Linked DNA regions of Homo sapiens: regions 1, 2, 3 and 4 are each linked to region 5. Evidence: chromatin contacts called from ENCODE Hi-C data. All regions are on one chromosome and are shown on one strand. Each heading gives the region's core, a stretch centred on a gene start or an enhancer-like site at or near the end of the contact. The rest is flanking DNA. Distances are from core to core; before and after follow the strand shown. Region 1 holds the start of PRXL2B (peroxiredoxin like 2B). Region 2 holds the start of TMEM52 (transmembrane protein 52). Region 3 overlaps TTC34 (tetratricopeptide repeat domain 34). Region 4 overlaps SKI (SKI proto-oncogene). Region 5 holds the start of WRAP73 (WD repeat containing, antisense to TP73).

The links. Hi-C counts contacts between places; a loop is a spot of excess contacts on that map. Pooled maps may share reads with other maps.
Region 1: a loop to region 5 is called in a map of uterus, with 6 times the contacts of the local background. The contact joins the promoter of PRXL2B here to the promoter of WRAP73 in region 5. A Hi-C loop is called at or near these places in 1 of 168 maps with a recorded cell type or tissue (uterus), 8 of 37 single-sample maps with no recorded cell type and 11 of 50 pooled maps.
Region 2: a pooled map shows a loop between it and region 5 (33-fold over the local background). The contact joins the promoter of TMEM52 here to the promoter of WRAP73 in region 5. A Hi-C loop is called at or near these places in 2 of 37 single-sample maps with no recorded cell type and 6 of 50 pooled maps.
Region 3: a loop to region 5 is called in a pooled map, with 20 times the contacts of the local background. The contact joins the enhancer-like site here to the promoter of WRAP73 in region 5. A Hi-C loop is called at or near these places in 6 of 50 pooled maps.
Region 4: a pooled map shows a loop between it and region 5 (4-fold over the local background). The contact joins the enhancer-like site here to the promoter of WRAP73 in region 5. A Hi-C loop is called at or near these places in 3 of 37 single-sample maps with no recorded cell type and 4 of 50 pooled maps.

What each region holds. Positions count from the first base shown.
Region 1 is chr1:2,585,353-2,588,052 of GRCh38, reverse strand. It overlaps PRXL2B (peroxiredoxin like 2B), which reads right to left and starts at 1,276. Exons shown (of 7, transcript NM_152371.5): 1 at 1,105-1,276; 2 at 758-962; 3 at 261-312. The coding sequence starts at 1,167. RefSeq lists an enhancer at 1-468.
Region 2 is chr1:1,917,979-1,920,707 of GRCh38, reverse strand. TMEM52 (transmembrane protein 52) reads left to right here and starts at 1,429. Exons shown (of 5, transcript NM_178545.4): 1 at 1,429-1,526; 2 at 1,620-1,663; 3 at 1,774-1,815; 4 at 2,277-2,455; 5 at 2,546-2,729. The coding sequence starts at 1,443. RefSeq lists enhancers at 65-657, 658-1,251, 1,311-2,112 and a silencer at 1,193-1,832.
Region 3 is chr1:2,641,373-2,644,072 of GRCh38, reverse strand. It overlaps TTC34 (tetratricopeptide repeat domain 34), which reads left to right. Exons shown (of 9, transcript NM_001242672.3): 9 at 2,178-2,700. Among named protein-coding and RNA genes, the nearest start is that of MMEL1, 9.7 kb to the right of the region's middle. Within about 2 kb of position 1,437, at least 32 of the 41 ENCODE cell types and tissues checked have a DNase peak (open chromatin) inside an H3K27ac peak, as active enhancers do.
Region 4 is chr1:2,300,402-2,303,225 of GRCh38, reverse strand. SKI (SKI proto-oncogene) reads right to left here. Exons shown (of 7, transcript NM_003036.4): 2 at 123-248. Among named protein-coding and RNA genes, the nearest start is that of SKI, 73 kb to the right of the region's middle. RefSeq lists an enhancer at 2,008-2,067. Within about 2 kb of position 1,250, at least 34 of the 41 ENCODE cell types and tissues checked have a DNase peak (open chromatin) inside an H3K27ac peak, as active enhancers do.
Region 5 is chr1:3,648,713-3,651,412 of GRCh38, reverse strand. It overlaps WRAP73 (WD repeat containing, antisense to TP73), which reads left to right and starts at 1,310. Exons shown (of 12, transcript NM_017818.4): 1 at 1,310-1,482. The coding sequence starts at 1,414. RefSeq lists an enhancer at 246-1,089.

The sequences.
Region 1 (2,700 bases), core at 27-2,526, 1.1 Mb after region 5:
ATGGGCCACGAGGCTCCACCCCACGAGGTGGTCTGGACACCGAGAGTAAGCCCCGGACGAGGTGGCTCATTACAGTCACCCAGCACCCAAGAGAAGGCCTGGCAGAAGGGCTGGTCAACAGTGCCACCAGAGCCGCCTTGCCCAGGAAGGCCCGAGTGGACAGCACCACAGAGGGCAGCAGGGAGAGGAGGTGGCAGGGAGCGGTGGGAACCCCTGGGCCCCCCACCCCACGCTACCCAAGGGTTCCCGCCCCCACTCACCGCTTGAAGCCTAGCTCCTTGTAAAGCTGCTTGCTCTCATCCAGGTAGAGCTCTGGAAAGCGGAAGCCACATGTGTGTGCCCCAGGCGCAGAACCAGCCCCCAACCCACTCACCACAAAGAATCGCCCTCCTCCTTCCGACCCTCTGTTCCTCTGCCCACCCTCCGTGCTCAGCCCACCCCCGCAGGGCAGGGAGGGGTAAAACGGGGCTGAGTGTCCCCCCTCCCCTCAGAAGAGGGGCTGAGTCCCAGAGGCAACAGGTGGAGCCGGCGGGGCAGAGCTCGTCCAGACTCTGCTGCTGGGCCCAGGTCTGTGCAGGGCACCACCCAGCCACCAGCTGCGGGGCGGGGAGGCAGGGAGAGATGAGGGACGCTGACCCGTGGGCATATCAAGGCCGCTCCAGCAGACAGAAGGGCCGGGGTTGGGCAGGAAAGGGCCCCGAACGCCCTGAGCTTAGGGAAGGGTATGTGCGCCGCCGCGGCGGGGAACAGGACGCACCTCCCGCGAAGTAGTCGCCGTCCAGGAACTCCTGCAGACCCAGGGCCTCGGGCCCTACGCCCACCAGGCGCACGCCGTGTTGGTCCAGGAGCCCAGCAAGGCTGCTGAGGTCCTGGGCGATCCAGCGGCACACCACGCACCCGAAGCGCCGCAGCCCGGCCACCACGCACGCGTGCTCCCGCCACAGGCTCCGCAGCTCCACGGCCTGCCGGGCGGCTGGGTCATGGGCGCGCCCCGTTGCCCCCAGCCCCGCCCAGGCCCCGCGGCCCCCACCACCCCATCGCTGCCAGGACGCCCGGGCAAGGAGCCAGGGACGCGCCCACCGCCCTGCGTCCACCCGGCCTCACCTCCCCGGTCACCGCATGCTTCAGGATGCACGCGCCCACGCGAGCAAGGTCCACCGTGCTCATGGCGGCCGCTGCCAGCCCTGGTTCCCGGCTCCCCGACTCCCTGTTCCCCGCTCCCGGCTCCTCGCTCCTGGATCCCCGCTCCCGGCTCATAGATCCAGCCCCAAGCCCCGCCCCGAGATGCCCCGGTCCCGCCTTTCTTGCTGCCGCCGAGGCCCCGCCCCTTCGGGCTCGTCTCCGCCCCGGGCCCGCCCCCAAGATGGCCGCAGCGCGCCCCGGCCACGCCCCCGACCGCACCCCGAGCCCTGCTCCGCCCCCTCGGATTCGCCCCTAGTCCCGCCTTGTTTCCCCTCCTACTCCAGGCCAAGCCTCGAGATCGCGGCGCCAAATCCTGGGTCCGCCTGCTTCGGTCCCTCCCGCCTCCTCAATCCGGGCCTTGCGGGACAGTTGCTGTCCCGCGTCCTGGTCCCGCCCCTAGCCCCGCCTCTCCGTTGGGCCGCCGACTTGGACCCCGTCGGCCATTGGCGCAGCAGGCGGAGCTGGGCGGTGCGGCCCTCGGTGCGCGGTGCGCCTGTGCGGAATGCGGCGGGAGGCGGGCAGCCGGCTCGGGGTCGTCCCGGGGGGCGCCGGGGAGCGGCTGGGTACGGTGGGCCCAGGGGTGGTCCAGGGAGCGGCGGGGGTCTCCCTGCGGCCTCGCGCGAGACTGGGCTGGACTCAGGGTTGAGGGGAGAGGGTGAGCGCAGGGGTCGCGGGCATAGGGGACCGCGGGCCGGGGTCTCCCGCGGGGCGGGGGTCCCAGCAGTGGGGGGCGGGGGGGTGCGAGGGCTTAGCCTTTCCACGTGGCCTGGTTTTCGCTTGAAAATCCCCGCAAATGCGGCAGCATCTCAATTATACATGGACGCGATGTCTTTAATCATGAAATACTGTTCATGTCGTGCCGGTTGCATATCAGCTTTTAACCCGCCAAACCTTGGGGCGAAATAGACCCCGGGGAGATAAGCACAGCTCCCAGAAGTGCACTGCGGGTCAGGTGCCTGGCAGATGCGTCCTGTTCCTCCCCCACTGCAGCCCTGTGATAGCTTTTGTCACCGAGTTGGGGTGAGGGCCGGGTCACAGCTTCACCCGGCCTGGGCTCCCACCTGAGCGGGCCCGGCCTGGCAGAGTCTGTGCTGCTGGCACGGGTCCTCACTCCCCAGGCCCCAGGACAGCTCCAGGGGCCTGGGCGGGCTGGAGAAGGAAGGGGGAGCCCCCACACTGTATTCCAAATAAAGAGAGGCCCCGGGGGGGTGCTGCTGCTTCGCCTGTGCCCTCGCCCTGGGGTGGTGAAGGTCCAGACTGCGAAACGGAAGTCGTCACTATGTCAGAAAGGGCAAAAAGCAAAACAAGGAAGGGGAAGCACTAGGAGGGAGGAGCTGTGGCAGCTCCAGAGCCCAGGAGTGCAGCCCCCAGAGACCAGGGCTACCCCTCTACCGTCTCGGGCTGTGCAGGAGGGGCCCTCTACCCTCTGGAGTTGTGCAGGAGGGGGCCCCTCTACCATCTGGGGCTGGGCAGGAAGGGCCCCCCCCCACCGTCTCAGGCTGTGCAGGAGGGGGCCCC
Region 2 (2,729 bases), core at 180-2,679, 1.7 Mb after region 5:
CAGTGCAGTCAATGTGGCAGGAAGAAGGGCCAGGGGCTGGGGGAGCTGGGCAGGCAGGAAGGGCCCTTGAGGACCGTGGCACAGGCCTTGGGAGGTGAAAGGCAACTTCAGGCAGAGCCCAACAGTGGAAGGAGTGATGCAGTGAAGGGGCAGGTATGGGCAGAAGAGCCACGCAGAGGAGGCCCTGCCCTCCAGGGTCACTGCCCTTGTGGTAGGGGTGGGGGACACTGAGCAGCGCCCACATGTGGAACAGTTCTGAGCAAGGGGTGCATGCCCCTCCTGCAGTAAGATGGACCCTGCCCCTTGCTGTGCTGACCACCTCCCTTAGCCTGACCACCAGAGAGACGGTGTGCTGTTGGTCCCACGGGGAGCAGAGGGCACCAAGAGCCTAACAGGGCCCCTGGCCTGGTGGCAGAGGGATAAGGGTCTGGGGTCCCCCTGGAAGAAATGGCCCCAGGCCTGCCCCTGCACAGGGAGCAGCAGACATTGCAGGCTGAGGGAAGGGCACTGGGCTCCCTGTGGCCCTCGGGAATGGAGGTCACATTCCCCAGGTGGGGCATGGCCCCCAAGGCCAAGTGCTTTGGGAAAGTGGTCTGCACCCAGCGCCTCAACAGCCCAGAGCCAGGGCCAGGCTCCAGCCCCCTGGGCCAGCCCCCAGACAGCGCCTGCAGCGCAGGTCCACAATCAAGTGTCCAAACACCAAGTTCGGGATGCCCAGCATCTTGGTGGCGTTACCCTACAGTCCACCTGGAGCCCGCCTGCGAGACTGGACCCGAGGGACCACACCCAAGGCAGCCACGACTTTCCAGGCCAGCTCCCGAGGGTCCCCGGGCCACGCCCAGACCAGCAGCAGAGCAGGCCACGCTCGGCCGAGGTTAAGGCGCCGTGCCCGGGCTGAGGACGAGACCCACCGTCGCCTCACGAGTCTGGGCCAGGTGGAGCTGCGGGGTAGGGCTTGTGGCGGACAAGCCCTCTGAACACGTTGGGCGTGGCCCAGTGGGAGGGGATTGCGCTGAGCGGGGTATGGTGGGCGAGGCTTACGTTGGGCATGGGGCCAGTGGGCGGGGTTTGCATTGAGTGGAGGCCCAGCGAATGGGGGCGTCTCGTGGGCGAGGGCTCCTGTGGGCGGGGCCTGCGGCGAACAAGGCTTGCACTGGGCGGGGCCCAGTGGGCGGGGTTTATGCTGCGTGAGGCGTCCTGTGGGCGAGGCCTGCGACGAACGCGGTTTGCTCTGGGCGGTGCCCGGAGGGCGGGGTTTACCCTGCGTGGGGCGTCCAGTAGGCGTGTGCGCCTGTGGGCGGGGCCTGCGGCCAGCGGGGCCCGGTGGGCGGGGTTTACTCTGAGCGGGCGTTCTGTGGGCGTGTCATGTGGTGGGTGTGTCCTGTGGTGGGCGGGGCCCCATAAAGCCGCGCCGCCGGGCTTTGCTCCAACCTCCTCAGAGCATGGCCCGGGGGCCGCTGGCCGCCCGCGGACTGCGGCTGCTGCTGCCGCTCCTGCCGCTCCTGCCGCTCCTGCCGCTGCCGCAGGTGGGTCGGGCGGCGTTCTCTCTCGGTTCGGCCACCGCGGGGCGGGTCCCTGCTCGGACCACGCCCCTCCCGGGCTCACCCTTGTCCCCACAGGTGGCGCTGGGCTTCGCGGACGGCAGCTGCGACCCCTCGGACCAGTAAGTCGGGGGGGAGGGAGCCGGGGCCTGGCCCCGCCCTATGGGGAGGCACGGGTGGCGAGGTCGGCCGTCCCATGCCCCGCCTGCTCCAGGTGCCGCCGTCCCCACAGGTGCCCGCCCCAGGCCCGCTGGAGCAGCCTGTGGCACGTGGGGTAAGTGGAGGCCGCGGCGGAGCCGTGCGTCCGACGGTTCTGGGGCGGGGGTCACCGGGGCCAGGCCCGCCAGGCCCTTACCTCACCAGGCCGCCTCCGCTGTCGCCCAGTCCCGGCCGCTGGCGGGAACTGACCTGGAGCAAGCAGGACCTTCCCTCCCACCTCTCCCGCCTGGCCTCCGCGGGAGTCCCCTACGATCCCGCTCAGCAGTGGGGCACTCGCTGAGGACAGCGAGTCCTGGGAGTGAGCCCAAGGCCACCCCTGGCCAGCCCAGGAGAGATAGCCAGGGCAGGCCCAGCAGCCCGAGGCCAGGCTCTGGCCACGGCGGTCTCCGACATGGAGAGACATTGTCTGCTTTTTATCCTGTTAACCTGTCTTCGGTGGTTGTGCCACGACATTCCCCAGGGTGCAGGTGCCCGGTGGCCGAGGGTCAGTCCAGTGGTAGAGCCTTGCTCTCCTAGGCTCATCCTGCTGGCGGTCCTCCTGCTTCTGCTGTGTGGTGTCACAGCTGGTTGTGTCCGGTTCTGCTGCCTCCGGAAGCAGGCACAGGCCCAGCCACATCTGCCACCAGCACGGCAGCCCTGCGACGTGGCAGTCATCCCTATGGACAGTGACAGCCCTGTACACAGCACTGTGACCTGTGAGTGCCTAGGGGCCCGCCAGTTGAGGGTGGAGATGGCGGGGGTAAATGCCAAGCCCGCCTCCACGAACCCACTCTGGTTCCCTGCAGCCTACAGCTCCGTGCAGTACCCACTGGGCATGCGGTTGCCCCTGCCCTTTGGGGAGCTGGACCTGGACTCCATGGCTCCTCCTGCCTACAGCCTGTACACCCCGGAGCCTCCACCCTCCTACGATGAAGCTGTCAAGATGGCCAAGCCCAGAGAGGAAGGACCAGCACTCTCCCAGAAACCCAG
Region 3 (2,700 bases), core at 188-2,687, 1.0 Mb after region 5:
ACCCCACCGACCTCTCAGCCTCTTTGTATGGGAAGTATAAGCCACAGGTGACTTGGGTGCAAGAGAGGGAAGAGGACCTTGCCCTCAGGGCCAGACTGAGCCAGCCAGGGGCACCTTGCCCGGCAGGAAGCCCACCCCAAACCCATGGCAGGCCGGGAGAAGGCACGTGGGGACAAGGCAGGCTGGGAGGCCAAGAGCACAGCAGGCTTTGGGGTCCCAGAGGCAGAACTACACCCCAGTGGGGCCTGGGCAGGATTTCACCTCCTTAATGCTTCCTGACACCAGCGGGTTCTAGCACTCCGGGGCCACTTAGGAAAACAGAAACCACACTAGGAAGAACAGGGAGCTCATGGCGGAGTCGGGGCTACACCAGTGTAAGGGGCAGTTCGGTGCTGCAGAGGGGGCGCCGCTGCCCCCCCCGAGCTGAAGAGCAACGCTGAGATTGGGTTATCGGGACCTAGAGGAGGCGGCCGGGCTGGGCGGGGTGGGGTCTCAGAGCTCCCAGAGGGACTGGGCGTTTCCAAGCCAGGAGGAGGGGTCTGTGCTGGGGTCTTCGAGGTGGGAGCAGGGCCTGGCAGGGGGCGGGAAGCCTGGCTGGGGCCATGGTCCCGGAGCCCAGAGGAGGCGGCTAGATGGGGTCTCCTGAACGGGGGTCACCGAGCCCGGAGGCGGGGCTGGACGCGGGTCTCCGAGGCTGCAGAATACGGCTGGGCTGCGGCGCCAGGAGGCGGCTCCCGGCACAGGCAAGAATCTGCAGGACGCGAAATGGTTGCCTGGAGACGGGGACCCACCCGGAAATGAGCCAACAGTGGTTTCGCCCCGCTTCCTGCGCCCCGCCCCTCGGCAGGCGGCCCCCTCCGGGTGGCACTGCGCCTGCGCGGCCCGAGCCGCGGGCTCAGGGGAGTCTGGGGTCGGATTGAGCGCCCTTCCCCACTGGGGCGGCCTGGGGGCTCCCGGGGTCCGACAGCTGCTCGGGGCCTCGCCCTCCTGCTGCCATGGACCCGGCCCAAATGTGCGGGTCCTGCGCGGGCCGAGGCTTCACTACCACCCCGGGCCGTGAACTACGGGTCGGGGTCAGGTGCCTCCGCCCGGAGAGGGGCGGTCCCGCGGGCCGCACCGCAGGCGAGGGACGGGGTTTCGAGCCCCTGCCCTGCTCAGCGCCGCTCACAGCTGGCAGAAGAGGCCACACTGTGCCCTGCGGGAGCCCAGCAGCAAAGCCGGGGCCGTGGGACCCCCTCGCTCCCTGCACGGACCCCGGGCGTGGGCCTCGGCTTCGCCCCGTGCGGCCAAGCCTGGCGGGGTCCTGGGTGCGCTGCGCCCCCCGGGGGAGGTAGCGTCGAGGACCGCCGGGCTGCTGGAAGAGAGGCAGCGCCAGCGAGAAAGGCGGGGCCTGCACCTTGGCGTGTTCCTCAGGCAGCGGGGAACCCCTGCAGATTCTTGAGCGGAGGAGGAGCCCAGCGAGGCGAGCGGATTTCTGGTCGTGGTTGACTCTGTGAAAAAACTGGGTCAGAGATGAGGCGATTGGGCCTGGGTGGGCTCAGGAAAGTGCCCGGGAGGAGTGGGGGGGGCAGGCAGGCCTGGCCAGCAGCAGCCCACAGCACAGGCTGTGCCCTCCGTCCAGCAGCCCCAGGGAGAGGGGCTAGGGTGCACGTGCTCAGAGGCCTGGAGCAGCCTTCAGAAGGTGGGCAGAGTGGAAGGGCTGGGCAGCAGCCCCCTCAGAGGGCCCGATGGAGAGGTGACTTGGCCCAGAGGGACCGAGGGAGGAGGCCGGTGTGGTCACCCAGTCAAGGGAACCTGGGCCCAGCCGGTGGGGCGGTAGGGCTGCCAGGAGGGGACCATGAGGAGGTAAATCCAGGTCCCTGATCCGAGGCCCAGGGAGAAGAGCAGTGGGCAAGGATGCCAGGCCTTGGGCCAAGGGTCGGAACAGCACTTTGGCAGGTTCCAGGGCAGTGGGAATTGCAGGGAGGGGTCCTCTACCCTGGGTCCCCCTTCCTGCCCTTGCCCATGGTCAGCCAGCCCCTCCAGAAGCAGCGGGCAGCTCCTGTGCAGCCCAGGGCCCCGCCATCCCCAGGGAGCCAGCAGAAGCTGGCTGTGCAGAGGACCTCTGCAGGGCAGGGGCGGCCGGGCTTTTGGGGCTGACCCCACTCTCCCTGCCTCTCTCTGTGTCCTCTGTGCAGGCGGCGGCCCAGGAAGCCGGCACCCTCCTGGACGCAGGGCAACCCAGGCAGGCGCTGGGCTACTGTTCGCTGTCTGTCCTGGCCAGTGGCAGCAGTGCCTGTCACCTGCGTCTGCGGGCCACCTGCCTGGCCGAGTTGCAGGAGTTTGGCCGGGCCCTTAGGGACCTGGACCATGTGCTCCAGGAGGCGCTGGGGGATGGTGACCTCCCAAGGCGGGCAGAGGACTTCTGCCGTCAGGGTCGCCTGCTGCTGAGCCTGGGGGATGAGGCGGCGGCCGCAGGGGCCTTTGCCCAGGCCCTGAAGCTGGCGCCCTCCTTGGCCCAGAACAGCCTGTGCAGGCAGCCAGGCCGGGCCCCCACTGCACGCATGTTCCTTCTCCGCGGGCAGTGCTGCCTGGAGGAGCAGCGTCACGCAGAGGCCTGGACGGCGGTAGAGAGCGGCCTCCTGGTGGACCCCGACCACCGTGGCCTGAAGAGACTGAAGGCCAGAATCCGGAGGGAGGCATCCTCAGGCTGCTGGCTAC
Region 4 (2,824 bases), core at 1-2,500, 1.3 Mb after region 5:
CTGAGGCTGCGCCGGGTGCCAGCCCTCAGTAGCGGGCAGGTGGAGCTGCCAGCCGCTGGGTCTGCCCAAGGAGAAGGGCCCAGTACCCACCACCCCAAGGACCCCGACAGGCCCCACAGCACCTTATTGGAAGAGCCGGCCAAGGTCCGCAGCCAGCTGGACGGCTTGTCCTTTTCGGAAGGCGCGGGGGACTGGGAAGAGGTGTCATCTGTTTTGGGTCTTATGGAGGCCGGAGGCTCAGAGGAGACCTGCGATCAATGAAAGGTTTTGTTGGCACCTGTGGTTCCCAGGGCAGGGTCCCTCCACCAGCCCCGTGGCTGGCACATGGCAGTCAGAGCCCCATGCACTCCGGCCACAAACGACCCTGAGTGGCGCAGAAGGCAGATTCCAGGGCACCCCCCAGGAGACCAAGTTCACTTTGCATAAAGGCCCTTAGGCCACGCGCAACAGGCACGTGGAGGCTGTGCTGAGGGACAAGTCATCTCCGAGAGAACAGAGTGGACCTTGTCCTGCCATTCCGGGTGACCTCACCCACGGCTGCAGCAGGTTTGGGATGGAGCACCAAGACCCACTCTCCCCTTCCACAGCGGCTCAGCCTGGCCAGGAGTCCCTCGTCCTTCTCCTGCCAAACCCCTTTCCTAGAACCCGAGTGTGTCCTCAGAGGGTGCCCAGCGCTGGGCACTCAGCTCAACCAGCCACAGCACGGCGAGAGCCACTCACGACGGATGCGTCTGGGAAGGGCAGCTGCGGCACAGGGGTGGTCGCGGGGAGGGGACACCGTGTCCCTGTGGGCCACTGGCACAGGTGCATTAAAGAGTGGGCATTCTGGCTGCCCCCTCCCCATGGGAAGGAAACATTTTCAAAATGAAGGACACCATCCCCAAGGAGCCTGGCTCCTACAGGATGGCACCACACACACCTTTGCCTCGCTCCTTGCCAGCCCCGGTGCTGGAGGAAGCTTAGCGAAGGTGCCCAGACCCAGCCCACCCAGAACCAGGTCCCGCTGGTGGAGGAAGCTTAGCGAAGGTGCCTGGACCCAGCCCACTCAGAACCAGGTGTTGTGTGTCAGGTGCTGAGGCACATCCCCCAAGAGCCAGTGAGTGATGTGGGTTGTGTGCTGGGGGCCTGAGCCGGTACATCCAGCCTCAGGCAAACGTGAACTCCCACAGCCCTGCGGCTGGAAACCCCTGAGACGGTGCTGCCCGCAAGGCACAACTGAGACCCAAGGTCTCTTCCCAAGCAAAATCACAGGGCAGTCTCCGTAAAATGGGCCATTCCTCTACTGCCAAAGACCCCACAGGACAGCACAGAGTCTCCAGGGCAGCTGGCACCAGGTCTACACCACAGGCCAATGCAGAACAGGCCACACAGGGCAAGGGGCCCTTCACAGGGGTGAGGTCCCACTCACTCTGCCGAGGCCAACCTCAAGAGGAGGCAGCAAAGTCGGGCGGTGGGGGCTCCGCCCTTGCCCTCAGCCAGGAAGCCTTGGTGGACAGAGCACACTCAGGGCCGGGGGCTCTTCCCACCTCCAGGACTCTAGGAGAAGACGCTGCATCAGGAACCAGCCTCCTGGAGGCAGCAGGGACCCTGCTTCCCTAGGGGGAAGATGGGGCGCAGGGCAGGCTGTCCATCAAGGTGCTCCAATTATGGGGATGGAGGGCCCTGGGGGAAGATCTGGCCAAAGCCCGTGGCCTCCCCTGCAGCACGTGCACCCACCCTGCAGCCCTCAGGGAACAAGCAGGGTGGGGCCAGGGGAGGGGCAGGTGCCTGGCTCTGACCTGGGCCCAAGGGAGAAAGATAAGTGCTCGGGCGCACAGGGCCGGGGACGCAGGGCAGGCAGCCCCTGAAGGCTCACGGCTGTGGATGGTTTTTTTCAGAGACACTAAAATAGCTGTTCAGGAAAAAAGACACTGAAAATACCCCCTCTATGTGGCGGCTTTCGAGGGGAAGTGAGTGTTGATGACGTCTGGCGGAGGCCCTGACCGCAGGGTGCTGTGCCTATGCCTGGCAGGGGCGGGTGCCATCCTAGCTGCAGCAGAGCCCCTTCCGGAATCATGCGGACCCTCCCGAGAGGCACAGAAGGCCGAGGACGCCCGGCTGGGTGGAGCTTCCTGTCTAAGCAGCCACTGAAGCGGGCGCGGAAATTCGGCTCAGTTATCACCCGGGGAAAAGCCACAACAGCCGGCGCTGACTCCGGGAGACTCAGAGACTCCTTGAGGGGAAAGAGTCAGATGCCTCAGGCCACCTCCATGAGAGCCAACGCCTGAGAACACGGCTCTGCCTGGTGGGGCCCCAACAGCCGCCCCGTGGAGGTGGCGGGAGGACCGTAGGCCCGGGGCCCCGAGCCCAATCCGCTCAGTGGGGGGTGGCCGAGGACCCTGCAGATCTGGAGGGTTGAGGCAGATGGGCTCAGGGCCATCCTTGGGGCCAGGGACGCTCCTGGTCTTCAGGGAGCCAGGACGAGCCTTCGGAGACATGACTCCGTTAAGACCCCTGCCGACCCCTCATCAGGCGACTCCCGGCTCTCAGGGCGGGCTCTCTGCAGCATCAGAGAAACGGAGAGAAACGTGTAAAATAGAAGGTGTCTGCGCCCCTGTGGGCGGAGGAAGTGACACTCTCAGAGGGACTGTCACCTGAGCAGTATTGGTTTCTCAAAGCCCCAGGAAGCAGACAGCCGTCTTCAGGCCTGGGATGCCACCCGCCCTACCAAGGCCCCTGGGGGCCCCAGTGTCAGCTGTCGGTCAGGGACAAAACCACACCCAGTGACAGACGGCTGAGTCTTACTCTGGGAAGAGCAGCTACGACCGCTTGCCTCTGGTGTGAC
Region 5 (2,700 bases), core at 61-2,560:
GCCCATGGTGACCCCCACGTCTTGGAAAGTCGCGTCAGTGAAGCCCGTGGCTTCGCGAGCGAGCCGGGCTGGCGCAGACTGGGTTCTCTGGCCGCAGCGGGTCCGCGCCTGACGGGGAGGGTCCGGCTGACTCGCACATCTTCATGGCTCACCCACTGTTTGCTGGGCGCACGGGGTGGGGACCCAAAGACGAATCCCATGCAGAGGTTTGGGTCTAGTTTTGGCAACAGAAAAGGCCGGCACCGCCGGAGTAGGACGCGCGCGCACCACCATCCATTCGGCCGGGGAGGTTGGGGCGTCCGCGGGGAGCAGACCCGAGGCTGGGCGCCCGGAGGTACGAGCAGGACCCTGGCCGGCTCTCAGCTCCCAGAACCCAGGGCCAGGCGGGGATGTCAGGGTCTGCGCGATCTGGGGGGCCCTAGAGGCGCCGGCGGGGCCTGGCGCGGACTACTAGCGGCCTGCGGGAGCCAGGGGTGGAGGGGGCCGCTGTCTAGGGAAGAGGACCGGGGTCCGGAGTGGGGGTGAGAACGAGGCACGCCCCTGAGCCTGCGAAACCTGCGGACCGAGCGCCCGCGCAGGAGCTCGCTCCCTCTGGGCCCCCAGGTCCCAGACCCGCACGATTCTTCGCCCGGTGCCAGCCCAGATGCGCGCGGGTGATGAACGGGCGGTGGCCGCGATCCACGCGCTCGCTCTGCCCAGTCAGCGGCAAATTCGTTCTCTCCTTGATCTCAGTGGCACTGGAGCGTGAGGCAAGGGCCAGGCGGCAGGTAGAGGGGTCGGACTCAGCAAAAGCAAACAAAACCCCAAGCAAACGAAATAAATACTTATACATTACATACACGATATAATATATGTGCGACAGACACCGTATTACTTATTAAAGATATATTTGTAGGTAAACATATATTTACATGTAAACATACATTTACATATAAATATAAATATATATATATGCATGTGTACACACACGCAGACACACAGGTCGCTCAATTAAATTTGAATTTCAGACTAGCGAGTAATTTTTCCGTATTAGCATGTCCCGTGCAATATTTGGGAACATACTTATAACTAGATTTGTTGTGAATCTGAAATTCAAATTTTACTGTGCTTTCTACATTTTTATCAGCAGCCCTAGCTGGAGGTGCTCAAAGGCCTCCCGGCCTTTGAGGTAAGGTTCTCGGGTCGGAAATCCCTGGTCGGAAGAAACGTGGGCGTTTCCTTTAAAGCCCTGCGGCACAAGAACTACAAGCCCCACAATGCCGCGCGGAAGCCGGCGGCGCTGATAGGCTGCAGTTCACTTCCGCCTTCTGACTTCCGGCCTCGGAGGCCGGCGTCGGCTGTTGCAGCCTGCTGCGCGCCCAGGGGTCCCGCGGGTTTTCGGGCGCAGGGTGGCGCCCGCGGCAGGCGGCGGCCATGAACTTCTCCGAGGTATTCAAGCTCTCCAGCTTACTCTGCAAGTTCTCCCCGGACGGCAAGTACCTGGTGAGCGGCGGGGACCTGGGCCACGGGCAGGACATCCTCGGTGCCAGCGTCCCCGGCGGGCAGGGCCGGGGGCGGCCGCGTGGGTGGAGGCAGCTTGGGGATCCTGCAGGTGCGGTGCCCGGACAGGTGCGGGGCCCGGGCAGGTACCCGGGGCAGGTGCAGTGTCTGAGCAAGTGCCCCAGACAGGTGCGGGACCCAGGAAGATACCCTAGACAGGTGGAGGGCCCGGGGAGGTGCCCCAAGCAGGTGCGGGGCCCAGGCAGGTACCCCAAGCAGGTGCGGGGCCCAGGCAGGTACCCCAAGCAGATATGGGGGCCGGACAGGTGCAGGACCCCGGCAGGTGCCCGGGCAGGTGCGGGACCCAGGAAGATACCGTAGACAGGTGGGGGGTCTGGGGAGGTGCCCTTGGAAAGGTGGGTATCGGCAGTGCCGACTGCACACAGGTGAGGGTATAGGAGATGTCGGCTCTTTGTTGTTACTTTGTCACAAAAGGCAAATTGATGATTCTGTTGCCTGTAAACTGGTAAGTGGTGTGGCTACTTTGTCATCTCTACTTCTCCTCTAATTCTCTTCTCCTCTACCACATGCCGAATAAATGATTTAAATACTAGTATTCTATCCCCAGGTAAGGAAGTAGTTGTCCTCATGGCTGGGATTTGAGGTCTTCGTTCCATGGGTGGCAGAAGGGTGCTTAAATCACAGAGCTATAACTTTAAGCTTCAAAACATATAGTGTATGTACCTGGATGCCTAGTAGTGTATATCCTCAGAAGAGAGGGATAACCCGGATGCCTAGTATGTATGTCCTCAGAAGAGGGGGACAATTGGCATTGGAAAGCCACTAAGAAGAAACATGCCTCGTAAAAAGTGGGCTTCGTTTTCCTTATCCACCACCTGTACTAACTGACTGATGTATCATGATGCTTTTTCAGGTTTTGCCACTCCTGACATTCCTGTGCTCTGTCTAGCTTTTGAGAGTTTAACTCTCAAATTACGTTTTTTACCTCTTCAGGGAGGTTTTATTCCAAATCACATAAAATAGCATCAGCTACAAAACAGAAAACCTCATTAGTTTAAATGGCATCTCAGCCTTGGTATATTTTCAATGTGCCCCCCTCCTCAATTAAATGAGAGGTTTGTTTTTTGTTTTTACCATTTATGAAAATTTCAGTGAATTATAAGGAGAAAGATTACATCTGCTTGCTTAACTTGGGTGTTT